Regions from separate parts of the Mus musculus genome. Here region 1 is linked to region 2. The links are chromatin contacts, found by POLR2A ChIA-PET in ENCODE. All regions are on one chromosome and are shown on one strand. Each heading gives the region's core, a stretch centred on a gene start or an enhancer-like site at or near the end of the contact. The rest is flanking DNA. Distances are from core to core; before and after follow the strand shown.

Region 1 (6,768 bases), core at 415-2,914, 230 kb after region 2:
ATGTTTCTTGAGGCGGCTACATGAATGAGTACATAGTGCAAAAAAAATCAAAGGTCTACAGAGACTTTCCTGGAATCTTCTCGTGTCTACCAGACAAAGCCGTTGGAGAATTGTACTTGTATACTCAGGTCACGGGCCCGTGCTTATTTGCTTGGAGAACCAGGAGGGTAAACTCCTGAATCCAGCATAGCTCTCCTGCGAGCTGTTTCCTTGGCCACGCTGTGGTTTAACCGCCTTAGTCGTTCCTGTAAGACAGGAAGATGGGGAATCTAATGACTGCTGTAAAAGGTTTTAACTGAGTCCCCTCTGCCCCTGTCCCCAGACTGTTTTTTCTCTGTGTAGCCCTGGAACTTGCTCTGTAGACCAGGATGGCCTCAAACTCAGAAATTTGCCTGCTTATATGTCCAGCTGGCTTTGGCTCTTTTCAAGCCAGCCCTTTACGTTAAAATGGACTTGTAAATGACAGCCACTAGAAGTTAAGAATTAGAAGTTAAGAATTGGCACTTGTCTAGTTTGAGGCCTAGTAATGGGGTGAGGGGAATATGGGCCTTTATTATCAGATTAGTTAACACCACTCTTTTCCCCCATAGTTGCTTCACAGTGTTGAAGACATAAAGCAGGATAAACAAGAAGAAATTTTTTTGAAAGAGGGTCATGCTATGTAGCCCTAGCTGATTTGATAGTCCAGGCTCTGCTCAAAGTTCAAGCCATCCTTCTTGCCTTAGCCTACCAAATGCTGAAACTACAGCATGTACCACCATGCACTGCTGGGATTATTATTATTATTACTATTTTATTATTTTACCTGTGCATTCTGTAAAATATTGTTGACCAAGACAACTCGTCGCCTGGCATTAAGCAGCTTCTTAACATAGGGGTCCAGATCCAGGGCCACTTTCTGATCCTCATTGATCCGGCACAGTTCTGGGAAGAGGAAATGGGCAACCAACATCTAATGGCTCATTTTTTGTTCTTAGGGAATGGAAGAGAGGAATGGGATGAAAAATACTCTTGCAGTCTTGTGTGGGCCACAGACACCTTCCCTTCTTCCATTCTGTCCTAAAATATCCCCAGAAATTGGAGTCCTTGGGTAGTTCTGATATTGAGAAGCAAGTGACAGAAACTTAGCCTAAAACCTGGGGAAACAAAGTTCCCGAAAGTGAGATCAGGGATTCTAGGTATCCTGGCTGCTCACTCACCTGTAGCTAGGTTGTCAATTTGTTCCCGGAGCTCTACTTGGCTTTCTCTGCAAAGTGGTACAAAAGTCTACAACGGTCAGTGACTGGGACGCGGGAAACGAATTCTACTTATTCCCCAAATACTGAGACAAGCCAACCTCAACTTCAAGGCCTCACCCAGGCCCTTCCGCCTATTTACCCAGTCTCAACATCAGTGTCTCAAGAATGTATCTAGTATTTCTTCGGGGCCCCGCCCCTACAAAGCCAGTTCCCTAGGCCCCGCCCCCAGCAACCCGGTCCTGCACCTGACCGCGTGCACGTGAGAGTCGAGCTGCTGCACCGCGGGTCGCAGGAACTCCAGGAGCCCCTCGGCAAAGAGGTCGCGGCCTGTGGGCCCCGCCACTGGGGTCCCGGCCCCTGACACAGCAGCGGAACCAGCCGCGGCCATCGCGAACTGCCCTGACGCCCTCAGCCTGCCGCGAGGGTCGCCGGGAACTCCAGACCGCCGCTGTGCACCGCGAGAGGGCGCTTAGATATACAGCCCAGACGGCAGTGGGATAGCTGGGAAATGGAGTCCTCAGTGAGCCCCGGCAAGCGGGCCGGGACCAGAGCCTCTTCTTCCATGGGCCTGTAGGGGGCGGATCTAGACTTCTGGAGATAGATTGCCCTGTAACTATGTAAACCAGGCTGATCTTTTCTTTCTTTCTTTCTTTCTTTCTTTCTTTCTTTCTTTCTTTCTTTCTTTCTTTCTTTCTTTCTTTCTTTCTTTCTTTCTTTCTTTCTTTTCTTTCTTCCTTCCTTCCTTCCTTCCTTCCTTTCTTTCTTTCCTTTCTCTCTCTCTTTCCTCCTCCTCCTCCTCTTCTACTTCTTCTTCCTCTTCTTCCTCTTCCTTCTTTCCTTTTTAAAAAAGATTTATCATATGTAAGTACATTGTAGCTGTCTTCAGACTCGCCAGAAGAGGGCATCAGATCTCATTACAGCTGGTTGTGAGCCACCATGTGGTTGTTGGGATTTGAAGGTTGCTGTGTTTTGAACTCAGGAGCAGTTAGTACTCCTAACCGCTGAGCCATCTAAGTGCTATTGTCCATAGCCTTCTCCATGGGAATTGATGAGAAAGCCATGTAATATTCATGTTAAGGGTTCTTTCTTTTCTCTCTCTTCCTCTCTCCCACTCCCTCTTTTTTTTTTTTTTTTTTTTTTTTTGCCCTCTCCCCATCTATCTCCCTCTCCCTCTTTCTTGCAGACAGGATTTCTTTGTGTGGCCCTGGCTGTCCTGGAACTCACTCTGGCTGCCCTTGAACTCCAGTGCTGGGATTAAAGGTGTATCCCACCACTGCCCTCGAGTTTTATTTCTAAAGATTTGCTATTTTTGTTAGAGAAAGTCCTGCCGTGTTACCAAGGCTAGCCTTGAGCTCACAAGCTCTGTTTTTTTTTTTCCATTTTTTATTAGGTATTTAGCTCATTTACATTTCCAATGCTATACCAAAAGTCCCCCATAGCCACCCACCCCCACTCCCCTACCCACCCACTCCCCCTTTTTGGCCCTGGCGTTCCCCTGTACTGGGGCATATAAAGTTTGTTTGTCCAATGGGCCTCTCTTTCCAGTGATGGCCGACTAGGCCATCTTTTGATACATATGCAGCTAGAGTCAAGAGCTCCGGGGTACTGGTTAGTTCATAATGTTGTTCCACCTATAGGGTTGCAGATCCCTTTAGCTCCTTGGCTACTTTCTCTAGCTCCTCCATTGGGAGCCCTGTGATCTATCCATTAGCTGACTGTGAGCATCCACTTCTGTGTTTGCTAGGCCCCGGCATAGTCTCACAAGAGACAGCTACATCTGGGTCCTTTCGATAAAATCTTGCTAGTGTATGCAATGGTGTCAGCGTTTGGATGCTGATTATGGGGTGGATCCCTGGATATGGCAGTCTCTACATGGTCCAACCTTTCATCTCAGCTCCAAACTTTGTCTCTGTAACTCCTTCCATGGGTGTTTTGTTCCCAATTCTAAGGAGGGGCATAGTGTACAAGCTCTGTTTTAAGTCTTTCAAGTGCTGGAGTTACAGGTCTGTGCCACCATGACAGGATTTAAAGTTAAGGGTTTTTTGTTTTGCTGAAATTTTTGAGGGGGGCTTGAAACCAGGGCCTTGTGATTGCTAGACAAATGTTCTGCTGAGCTATAGTCCTACTGTACCTTCCCTCTACCCCCACCTCACTTTTTGAGATAAGGTTTCACTAAATTGCCAGATTGGACTTGAATTTGCTTTGTAGTACACACAGGCCTTGACTATGTATGTGATCCTCCTGCCTCAGGTTCAGGCTTATACCAGCTTTAGCTTCTAAAGTTGTTTTTGATTTGTTTTTCAGTTTTATTTTGTGTGTGTTCATGTGTGTGTGGAAACCTTTGCCATGGCATATGGGTAGAGGTCAGAGAACAATTTGTGAGAGGTCAATTCTCTCCTTCCATCATGTGGGTCCCCAGCATTGAACCTTCAGGTTTGGCAGTAGGCCCCTTAACTTTCAGAGCCATTTTGCTGGCTCTACCTTTTTGCTTTGTTTTGTTTTTTGGTGTGTATATGCAGGTGTGAGGAAAGGTATGTACATATTAGGTTCCTAGGGAGATCAGAGGAGTTGGTTACAGGCAGTTGTAAGCTGCTGACAAGGGTACATGGAACCAAACCAGGTCTCTGAAAAAGCATCATGTCCTAAGCCATTGCTTCAGCTCTCTGACAGATTGCTGTAAAAATCACTACTTGAAAACTAGGTGCAGGTGTGTGTGTGCCTGCGTGTGAGAGTGCTCAGAGACAAAAAATCCCCTGGGGCTTTGAAGACAGGAGTGTTGGATTCCCTAGAGCTGGAGTTAACAGGAGCTTCCTGATATGGGAACCCATCTGGAGACCTCTGCAAGAGCAGTAAGTACTCTTAAATCACTGAACCATCTCTTTAGCTTTTTCTCACCCAAGAATATTCTTAATGGCATCAAATATGCACAAAATTGTATATGCCTTAAAGATAAATGGATTTAAGAGTGAAACCCAGATATAGACTAGGACAGGGATGGCTAGGGTACTGGTTAGTTCATAATGTTGTTCCACCTATAGGGTTGCAGATCCCTTTAGCTCCTTGGGTACTTTCTCTAGCTCCTCCATTGGGGGCCCTGTGTTCCATCCAATAGCCGACTGTGAGCATCCACTTATGTGTTTGCCAGGCACTGGCATAGCCTCACAAGAGACAGCTATATAAGGGTCCTTTCAGCAAAATCTTGCTGGCGTATGCAATGGTGTCAGTGTTTAGAGGCTGATTATGGGATGGAAGGATGTTTTTGCTACACAAAATAACCCAGCCTCCAAAGAACAAATATATGGTTTCATTTATATGAATGGTCAAATTCATGGAGATAAAAATGCAGGACAGGGCTGAAGTTGTGGCTGTGTGAGGACACTTGCACAGCATGCCTGAGGCTCCAGGTTACCTGATTCTCAGCACTGGCAAACACCAAAAGCAGGACTGGATTGGGAGGAGTGGAGAATACAATTGCATAGTGGGTAAGAGTCCCGGCCTGGGAAGGTACATGATCATGCATTTGCTGCTACTGAACTGTATACCTAGATACAAGAGGTAAACTGTCTTATGCACTTTTATTATATCCTGTTTTTGAGGCAGGGTCTGTGAAGCCTGGGCTGGCCTGGAACTCAAGAGAGATGAAGCACACAGAGGGAAAGCAGATATTCAGAGCTGCCACAGCCACTGGAGATTCAAAGTCCTATTGTATCACCAGTCCGAGGTCCAGATATTGTTGAAAAGGGCATTGATCAAGTTCACTGAATAGCAGAGAAATCGCTGTGCTCCTGTTTGTTGACTGTGCTAGAGGTCTTGCTAAAGCAGTTTATGGCAGGTGGCCCACTCAGTATGCTGCTATAAAACAGCTTGGACACTGGATGACACTGCCAGTTCTGCATCCCGGAATCTTAAACATGGAGAAGCCACCAGAGCCAGAAAGCAGCACTGTCTCCTGAAAGTTTCTCCAGCCTTTTCTGTCAGATGGCAAAGGAAACATTTCAAGAGCCCCAGCTCTATTTTTACTGAGTAGACAAAAAGGGTTAATATAGCATTGTGAGGGTATCCTTCATTTGAGACAAGGTTTCATTGTTCGCCCCTGGCTGTCTTGGAACTTTCTTTGTAGACCTAGTGGGCCTTGACCTCATAGTGGTGCACTTGAGGCCTGCAGGTAACATCTGGACTATTTAGTTTTCTTAGAGAAAAATGTATCAAAATGTTTAAAAAGTATGAAAAGGGGCAGGGCATGGTGGCTCACACCTTTAATCCCTGGCAGAGGCAGGTGGATCTCAGTGATCAGATCAAGGCTAACCTGATCTACAGAGGGAGTCCCAGGACAGCAAGGGTACAGAGAAACCTAATCTCAAAAACACCACCAATACCACCACCACCATCACAAGACAAACAAACAAACAAACAAACAAACAAACAAAACCAACCCAAAAAGGGTAGAGAGTACCTAAAGTCAAGATGGGGTTAGGAAGAGGGCACAATTAGTAGGGAGTTGTACAAGGAAACGCTGGATCACATGCTGACAACCACTCTGTGAATTCACTCTTCGGTGGGGCTGTCTTTGATTTTTGTATTCCCCATGAGGGTCCAACATGGGGCATTTGTGGTTTACCAGCCTTTTCACTTCTGAATACTTCATGGTGCTTGTAGATAGTGAGCTGGAGCAAGGTGTTCAATACCAGTACAGTAGCATCTATATTCAGATTGGATATCTGATGTATTATTCAGTGATGATCTGATCGTACCAGTGTAGCTGCTAAGCATTCACAAAGCTTAGGTAGTGTTCATAGGTACTGCTCATTGACTGCCACAATCCAGCACTTTCTGACAGTCCTAAATGTTAGAGGGGCAGGAGCCAGACTTTGATTTCATAGCCTCCAATTTGGGCCTGTTCTTCAATGTCACATTTCCTTTCCTTCCTGACTTTAACTTAAGAATCAATCCCCTGTTATCAAGGCCTACCCAAGCAAGGCACCTTCAGCCTGGACATTTCCCTACTCCTTCCAACGTCCCTACACGGGAAATCTTTCCTTTTGCTTCCCAAATTCAATATACTGCCTCTCTCCATAGCAGGGGTGACTACTTCAGTTAGGCCTGGAGATGTTGCCCACCATGACAGTGAGTAAGTTGTGGTCTTTGCTGCTTTTGTCTGTAATAGGTCAACTGGTACACACAAACCCTTGAAAGCAGGTTGGTGCAGTCTACCCTGCTCACCCAGCTGTCCTTAATGGTCAACCCTCCCTTCAGCCTAGATTTCTAACCAGTTAGATTGGTGCTGTTGGATTCCAAGCTTTTGTGTATCTCCTGGAGGCTCTAGCCCTGCCTTACTTTTGGCTCCCTCTTGGACTTCACCTCCCCCAAACAGTAGTTAGGTTGATTTGCCTTCTGTCTTGGCAGCCGTAAGGTAGAAGCGTAAGGAAGCTTTGCAGAACACTTATGCTGGTTCAGGTAGCACCAAGTGCCTCTGCCTGGAAGCCATCTGCACCCTGTACTCCTCCTGGGCGAGGCAATGCACACTTGTGGA
Region 2 (7,162 bases), core at 1,655-4,154:
TACACATGGCTTGGAGCATTGTTATGTTTGTATTGAGGACAGGTACAGCTTACAAGGTGGGGAACTCTTAAGAGTTCTTTTGGGGGATCACACTAAAGAATAAATTTTCTCCCTTTTCAGGGCGTTCCCTTGGATACCAGTAAATTGCCTACTGACCAGCGATTGCCCCCATACCCATATAGCCCCCCAAGTCTAGTTATACCCACCCATCCACCCACCCCAAAGTCTCTACAGCAGTTGCCCTCTCAGGCCTGCTTAGTGCAGCCCTCAGGTGGACAGCCTCCAGGCAGGCAGCCACATTATGGGGCACTGTACCCACCTGGGTCCAGTGGACATGGGCAACAGCCTTACCACCGCCCAATAAATGACTTCAGCTTGGGGAATGTGAGTATGCAAACTCATAGTTCTGAAATGGGGGATGGGGGTGGGCTGAGGGTGGGTCAGTTACTTGAGTGGTCACTGGTATGCTGAATTGGGAGATATGGGTGGACCTCTTTTTCCCCTAGGTAACATAGCAATGCCAGCTTGGGGCTCCTGTCTTCCTGTGTTTGACCCCTACTCCTGCCCCTCTGTTTCTGCTCAGCTTGCTCTTTGATGACTCCTGCCTTGACCCGTTCTCTTCCTGGCATGCACATGCTCTGGCCCAGCAGGTACGGTGCCCACACTTTCTTCGGGCCCCGTGCTCGCTTCTGTTGGCTCTGCTTGCTATCACCTCCTTCTGTCTTTGCCTCTCTTCCTGGGTGGATGGGGCTTGCTAGGCAAAGGGGACATATCAGCAGAGCTAGGCAGGACACCCTGTTCTGAAGCCCACTTCCTTAAGGTCTGTCTGTGTGTCCCTAGCTGGAGCAATTCAACATGGAGAGCCCATCAACCAGCCTGGTGCTGGATCCCCCTGCCTTTTCTGAAGGTCCTGGATTTTTAGGGAGTGAGGGATCAATGAGTGGCCCCCAGGACCCTCACGTCCTCAACCACCAGAACTTGACCCACTGTTCCCGCCATGGCTCAGGACCTAATATCATACTCACAGGTAAGGGAGTGTGGGTGCTGGTGGAGACTGGCAGGAAGAGTTGACAGCCTCACTGCTGTGATAGGAGCTTGAGGGGTCTGGAGGTGTGGCCTGAGATCCTTACCCACCTCTTGTACACACAGGAGACTCTTCCCCAGGTTTCTCTAAGGAGATTGCAGCAGCCCTGGCTGGAGTGCCTGGCTTTGAGGTGTCAGCATCTGGGTTGGAGCTGGGCCTGGGGCTAGAAGATGAGCTGCGCATGGAGCCACTGGGCCTGGAAGGACTAACTATGCTGAGTGACCCCTGTGCCCTGCTGCCTGACCCTGCTGTGGAGGACTCATTCCGTAGTGATCGGCTACAGTGAGGGGACCTCACTGCCATCCTTCTTCATGGCCCTGTCCCATCAGTCTTCATCCCTTCCCCCTGGCCAGTAGAGACTACTCTCTGCCCCCAGATCCTTTTTCTAATATGAATGAAGGATCCTAAAACTGAGGAAAGGGAAGGGGCTTGGCCAGGTGGCCCCTGAATGCTGTATGTCTGGTGGGCTTGGGGGAATTCAAGGGAGGGCCTAAAAGCACTTGTAACTTTGAAAACCGTCTGTCTGGAGGTCAGAGCCTGTTGGGAAGCAAGGTGTAGAGGGAAATCTTGGAGAGAGGGCTTGTCCAGAAGGGATGGGCACTACCAGCCCCTCCCTATTTCTCTTCCCCTTGCAATGGAAGAGAGAGCCAGAATGGATATTATTTTTTATTAAATATATTATATGTTAATAAAAAATCCTATTAAACCTTTTGTGTGCTTGGCTATTTGGTACATGGCTGGGGACCTAAGGAGGTTTGGTGCCATAGGTTCTTTTGTGTTGCATTTTTGTTTGTTTGTTTTTTGACAGGATTTCTCTTACATAGGGCAGACTACCTAGAAGTCACACGTGCCCGTTGGCACCTTGGCTTCCTTAGTGCTAGGGCTACGGGTGTGCGTTAATCCTCTCAGAACTTTTGTGCTTGTGCGGAAGCACCATTCTCAGATTTAGGTCCCAAACTGGATGTATCCTAAAGCCTATACAGACTTCACCGAGGCAGCAGGAAGTCACCTTATGTGCCCTTGTTTGTTTAAGGCCCTGCCTGCTGCAGCATCAGGGGATGGGGCACCGTGACTAGCCTGACAAGTTACTCTTCTGAAGCCCTGGGTAAGGAGAGGCTGTTGTCCCAAGTCACAGTTGTTTCTGTTAGAAAATCCTCCCCTCTCCTGGAGGAGGCTATTGCCAGTGTTGATGCTTCTAGAGAGAAGTAAGCAGGCCTAGCTGGCTTACTTGGTTTATGTTTGGGGGACCTAAGCAATCTCATGTTCTGAGGACTGTATGTCGATTCATCCATTTCACTGCTCCATTTGGGTTTAACGCAATAGATCCTTGGGAGACAACCATGTTCCACGAAGGCTTTGTTAGACTTCACCCAGCATAGTGAAAGGAGTGCTACACCTCCACTATTCGGCTTCATGCCTTTCTTCCTCTTTTTCAATGTTCTTGTCATTTCTCGAAAGAAGAACTGAGAGTTTCTGGCTCTGGCCAGTGGGTTCTAAACGTGGAAGTGGGGAGTCACCTGGGTTTCCCAGGTCTAGGTCTTCAGGGCCTTCGCTGTGGCACAGTGGCCACATCTGACGGTAGGGCAGGACAGGAGCACCGACTCTGACTTCGGGGCCATCTGGGGTCAGTGTCTTGCTTTTTCCTCCGGGTGGTGGGAATCCGCTTGGTTGCAGGGGGCCCTCCCAGCCACCAGGGGTCGCACTGCAGGCGGCAGGGTGTTGGGCCGGCGCTAGCCAGGGTCACGGCCGCAGGCCCGGGTGTGTGGGGGGGGGCAGAATAGCGGAGGCGCCCGCGGCTCCTGGGGGGGTGGGGGGCGGGTATGAGTGGAGAAAGCAGGGCGCGTTGAAGAGCTTGGGGTCCCCAGCAACGTGGGAGCCGGGAGGACCGCGCGGCTGGAACTAGCGGTGTGGTGTGGCAGCAGTCCCCGCGTGGCGCAGCGCGCGGGGACGCTGGGACCGCCCAGATCTTCTTCCACCGTGCCCGGCGCCCTCGGCTGCTGCTTCTTCCTTCAGCCCGGGCGCGAGCGGCTCCTAAGTCGAGTGCGCCATGTCCGGGGCTGGATAGCAGCCCAGCCGCCCGCCGGCCCGCCAGCCCGCCCTCAGAGCCACCCGCCAGCGGGCCGGCTGGGGAGTCCCAGGGCAGGCAGGTAGGGGCCGGACCGGGCGGGGCGGCGGGCGGGTTAGGGCGGGCGGAGGGCGGGCGGCTCCAGGGACTGTCCCCAGCTGTTCTACGCTGCGCATCTGGTTCCGCTTCCTCCCTCCCAGAGAAGTGAAAGTGGAGGGGAGGGCGCAACCCAGAGCTAGCTAGCTGTGCTCGACATCCTACAACCTGGAGCTCCCGCGGGCGCTCAAGCCAGAGCACCCCTCCTTCCCGCCTGGGTCACGCGGCTGCTGGCGCTGCTGCCGTCACGTCCTCGGCAGTCCCCGCGCGCGCTTCTCTCGGCCCTCCGGCCTCTTGCTCAGCCACCTCCCCCGCGCCGCGCCCTCTGCCCTAGCCCCGACTTCCCGTCATTCGGCATGTGGGCGTTGGGACCCAAAGTGGCTCCAGTGCCGTTGTTTTCCCCCAAGGGAGAAGGGGCTGCATTCTATAGGACTCTTCCCTGGCTGGATAAGGGAAGGCCTGGACACACAAGTCCTGTTGATCCGGGACCACCCACTTGCCTATAGAGGGTCTCATCTAACGGCTTTTGCCTACTGTCTGGAGCACAGAACTACTATTGGCCTGCAGTGGATGAGAGAGTGAGCTGTGTCCTGGAGTTAAATCAGGAGGCTGACGCTGACTCCTGGCTTCACCTCTCAGATGTAGAGAAGCTCAAGCTAAATTTAGCTTGAGTTGGGGCATGTGTGTCCAGAGGCCAGGTTGAGAAGACAGTCGGTTTGGCTCTAGTTCTCTGAGGAAGAGCGGGAGGTTAAATAGACTGTGCATCCTGGAGACACTAAAAGCTTCCCTGCCTTGCACAGGACCCTTAGTGGGAGGTCTGCGTTGGTCTGATGCTGTGCTGGCACCTTAAACAGTACTATCCCCCCCGCCCCCCCAGCGATACCACACACCCATAGGCTGACTTATGCTGAGCTAGCGACAGCTTCCCCTTCGCAGCCATTTCAGGAAGTAGCCTCCCTTCCCCTCTGAAGCACTCTCTCAGCCTCTAGCCCCTTGCAAGCTACCCGCCAGGCTTCTTCCCACCTTCAGCACCCTGGGGCACCTCAGGACTCTTGGGGCTTCCACTCCCCAGGGTCAGGCCATGGAGGCAGGTGAGATAAGTTACCAATAGGCTGTTGTGGCCCCGATTCTGTCTTGGGCTGGGTGGCGCGGGCATGGCATGACTGGAGCTGACTCCTACAGTCCCTTTGTGCCTAACTACAGACACCTAAGGATCCTGGAGATGGGAAAGTCCTGGTTGCTTGGCCAACTAGGTAAAGTTAAGCTAGGGAAAAAAAAGGATACTTGAAATCTGATGAGCAGAAGCTAAATCTTGGGTTTTGTAAGCCTTCCTAGGCATCTGTAAAGTCTTCTAGAAATGAAAGGATGGGTGCTTTAAGAACATTAGCTGCATCGGAAGGTTCTTGTGGTGTTGCTACAAGAGCAGAGACCTTTGACAAAGCAAAAGTTGGTGTAATGTGGTAGCCAGAGTGAATGATGTCATTGCAGGCCATTACAGAAAATACTGTGTTCTCTGAGACGTAATTGTAGCGGGCAAGGAGAGGCAGGCCTTTAAAGGAATAGGTGAGGAATATGTCAGTTGTGTGTTGTAGAGTGGAGTTTGGGTTCTTTGGGAAAAAAGGGCTGATGTCACTAAGAAGGAAGGACCTAGTGGTCTCTAAGGAGCTGTGGTGGAATATGAGAGTTTGGTGATGTCACAGGTGGAAGAATTCAAGATTGGCTGATCATTTATCCTTTCCTTAGAAGAACTAGGAAGAAGAAGGGGGGGTGTCCACTATCGTTGCCATGGGAACATTATCCTCTCTTGCTCCATCTCTTCCTCGATTGACCATTCCAGATGCAGTGAGTGAAGCAGAGGCCATGGCAGAGGAGCGGCCTCCCCGGTTGGTGGATTACTTTGTGGTGGCTGGGCTTGCAGGAAATGGAGCGCCTATACCTGAGGAGAAGTGGGTTCCCGAGCCTACCGGGCCCCTGCGCCCTCCCCGGCCAGCTGAACCTATTACAGATGTGGCAGTCATCGCTAGGGCACTGGGCGAGGAGGTGCCCCAGGGCTATACATGCATTCAGACTTCTGCGGGTGGCCACCCCTTGGAGCTCAGTGCTGGGCTCCTGGGTGGAACTCAACCAGTCATCTGCTACCGCAGGGGGCGTGACAAGCCCCCCCTCGTTGAGCTGGGGTACGTACCCCTATCCACGCTGGCACTAGAGGAAGCTGGGAGGGACCTTTGAATGAGCTAGAAGAGGTAGGGATATGGGTCAAGAGGAGGAATGTGGGGACCACAGCGGAATAGGCTAGAGGTCAAGAGAATGGGCTCACTGCCTTTGCTGCGGTCAACGTTTCCTCATCTGCAAAATGAGGATAGTGGCTCCTCTCTGGCTGGCTCAGAATATTAAATGAAGTAACCCGTGTGAGGAACTTTGAACTTTGCAGAGCCTGTTGGTTCTGAGTGCTTACTCTTGAGAGCTATGGAAGGTATGGGTTGAAGGGATGGTTACTGACTGAAGGGATCCTAGAGCACAGACCTAAGTAGGAAGTGGTGGGCTATACTACCAGGGTTTGACAAGGCTAAGAGAGCATGGCAGGTTTAGGAGACCAGGTAGGAAGATCCAGCAGGATCCAAGACTCTTTCTATCCTAACCCCTTGATGTCTCTACCCTCTGTGCCAGGGTGTTATATGAAGGGAAGGAACGACCCAAGCTTGGGTTCCAAGTGCTTGACACGACACCGTATAGCCACTCAGCCAATCTGGCCCCTCCAGGCCCCGGGCACCCCCGCACCTACCTCATGTATCGGCGGGCAGCAGAAGGGGCAGGGCTGCATGCCCTGGGCATCACTGACCTCTGCCTGGTTCTGCCCAGCAAGGGTGAGGGTACTCCTCATACTTACTGCCGGCTACCCCGCAACCTCAACCCTGGCATGGTGAGTGGTGCTGAGGTATTGAGAGCTGAAACCTGAAGAACTAGTGTAAGGGTATGGACATGGGGCGGCACAAAGGGTATTTGGGGGCCGAGGCCATTGACACCAGGCCAGATCAGAAGTGACTTGGTGGGAGGACTGGAATTAGGAACATCTTTGAAGACAAAAGATAACTAAAGGGAAGTAGAGAGAAGATGAATCCAGAAACCGATGTTAGTGATGTGTCTGCTTATCTCTTGTCATTTCTGGGGACAGTGGGGCCCAGCAGTGTACCTGTGCTACAAGGTAGGCCTGGCCAAGGCCAACACACTGGTGTATGAGGCAGGTGAGTGGCTTCTTTTTATGTCCTACCCTTTGACCCTCTGGCAACTTCAGTGACCCTAGAACTTACATCTCTTTGCCACTTAGCCCTTCTTTGGGATACTCGAGTTTCTTTACCTGGAATCAAATGGACCTTTCGCTCTAATATGTACTCTTAATCCTGCTGGGGTATAGAGCTGCTGGGCCGCTACCCAGAGGAAGACAATGAGGCGTTTCCGCTGCCCGAGTCAGTCCCTGTCTTCTGTCTGCCCATGGGGGCCACTATTGAGTGCTGGCCTGCCCAGACCAAGTACCCAGTACCTGTCTTCTCCACCTTTGTGCTCACAGGCGCTGCTGGTGATAAGGTGGGTGTGTGGAGTGTGATAAGGGGTCCACATAATGCAGAGGGGGCCCCTCTGATTATCCCTATATCCCCACCAGGTGTATGGTGCTGCTTTGCAGTTCTATGAAGCGTTCCCGAGGGCCAGGCTGTCAGAGAGGCAGGCACGGGCACTGGGCCTGATGAGTGCCGTGGAACGGGGCCGGGCGCTGGGAGGCCGAGCTGTGCGCAGCCGACGAGCCATAGCTGTGCTGTCCCGCTGGCCTGCCTTCCCAGCCTTCCGAGCCTTCCTCACCTTCCTTTACCGATACTCCGTCTCAGGCCCCCATCGTCTGCCCTTGGAAGCGTGAGCACGGCTCT

Evidence for each region. ChIA-PET counts read pairs that join two places held with the same protein, here RNA polymerase II (POLR2A).
Region 1: POLR2A ChIA-PET joins it to region 2 with 10 read pairs in embryonic stem cell. The contact joins the promoter of Snapin here to the promoter of Dennd4b in region 2. POLR2A ChIA-PET finds 5 or more read pairs at or near these places in 2 of 5 experiments (Patski and embryonic stem cell).

Annotation. Positions count from the first base shown.
Region 1 is chr3:90,489,349-90,496,116 of GRCm38, forward strand. Snapin (SNAP-associated protein) reads right to left here and starts at 1,665. Exons shown (of 4, transcript NM_133854.3): 1 at 1,484-1,665; 2 at 1,200-1,246; 3 at 806-924; 4 at 1-245. The coding sequence starts at 1,626. The coding sequence ends at 144.
Region 2 is chr3:90,262,331-90,269,492 of GRCm38, forward strand. Dennd4b (DENN/MADD domain containing 4B) reads left to right here and starts at 2,905. Exons shown (of 28, transcript NM_001356483.1): 1 at 2,905-3,231; 2 at 5,083-5,422; 3 at 5,913-6,165; 4 at 6,418-6,487; 5 at 6,658-6,827; 6 at 6,904-7,148. The coding sequence starts at 5,106. It overlaps Crtc2 (CREB regulated transcription coactivator 2), which reads left to right. Exons shown (of 14, transcript NM_028881.3): 12 at 121-384; 13 at 841-1,027; 14 at 1,150-1,795. The coding sequence ends at 1,370.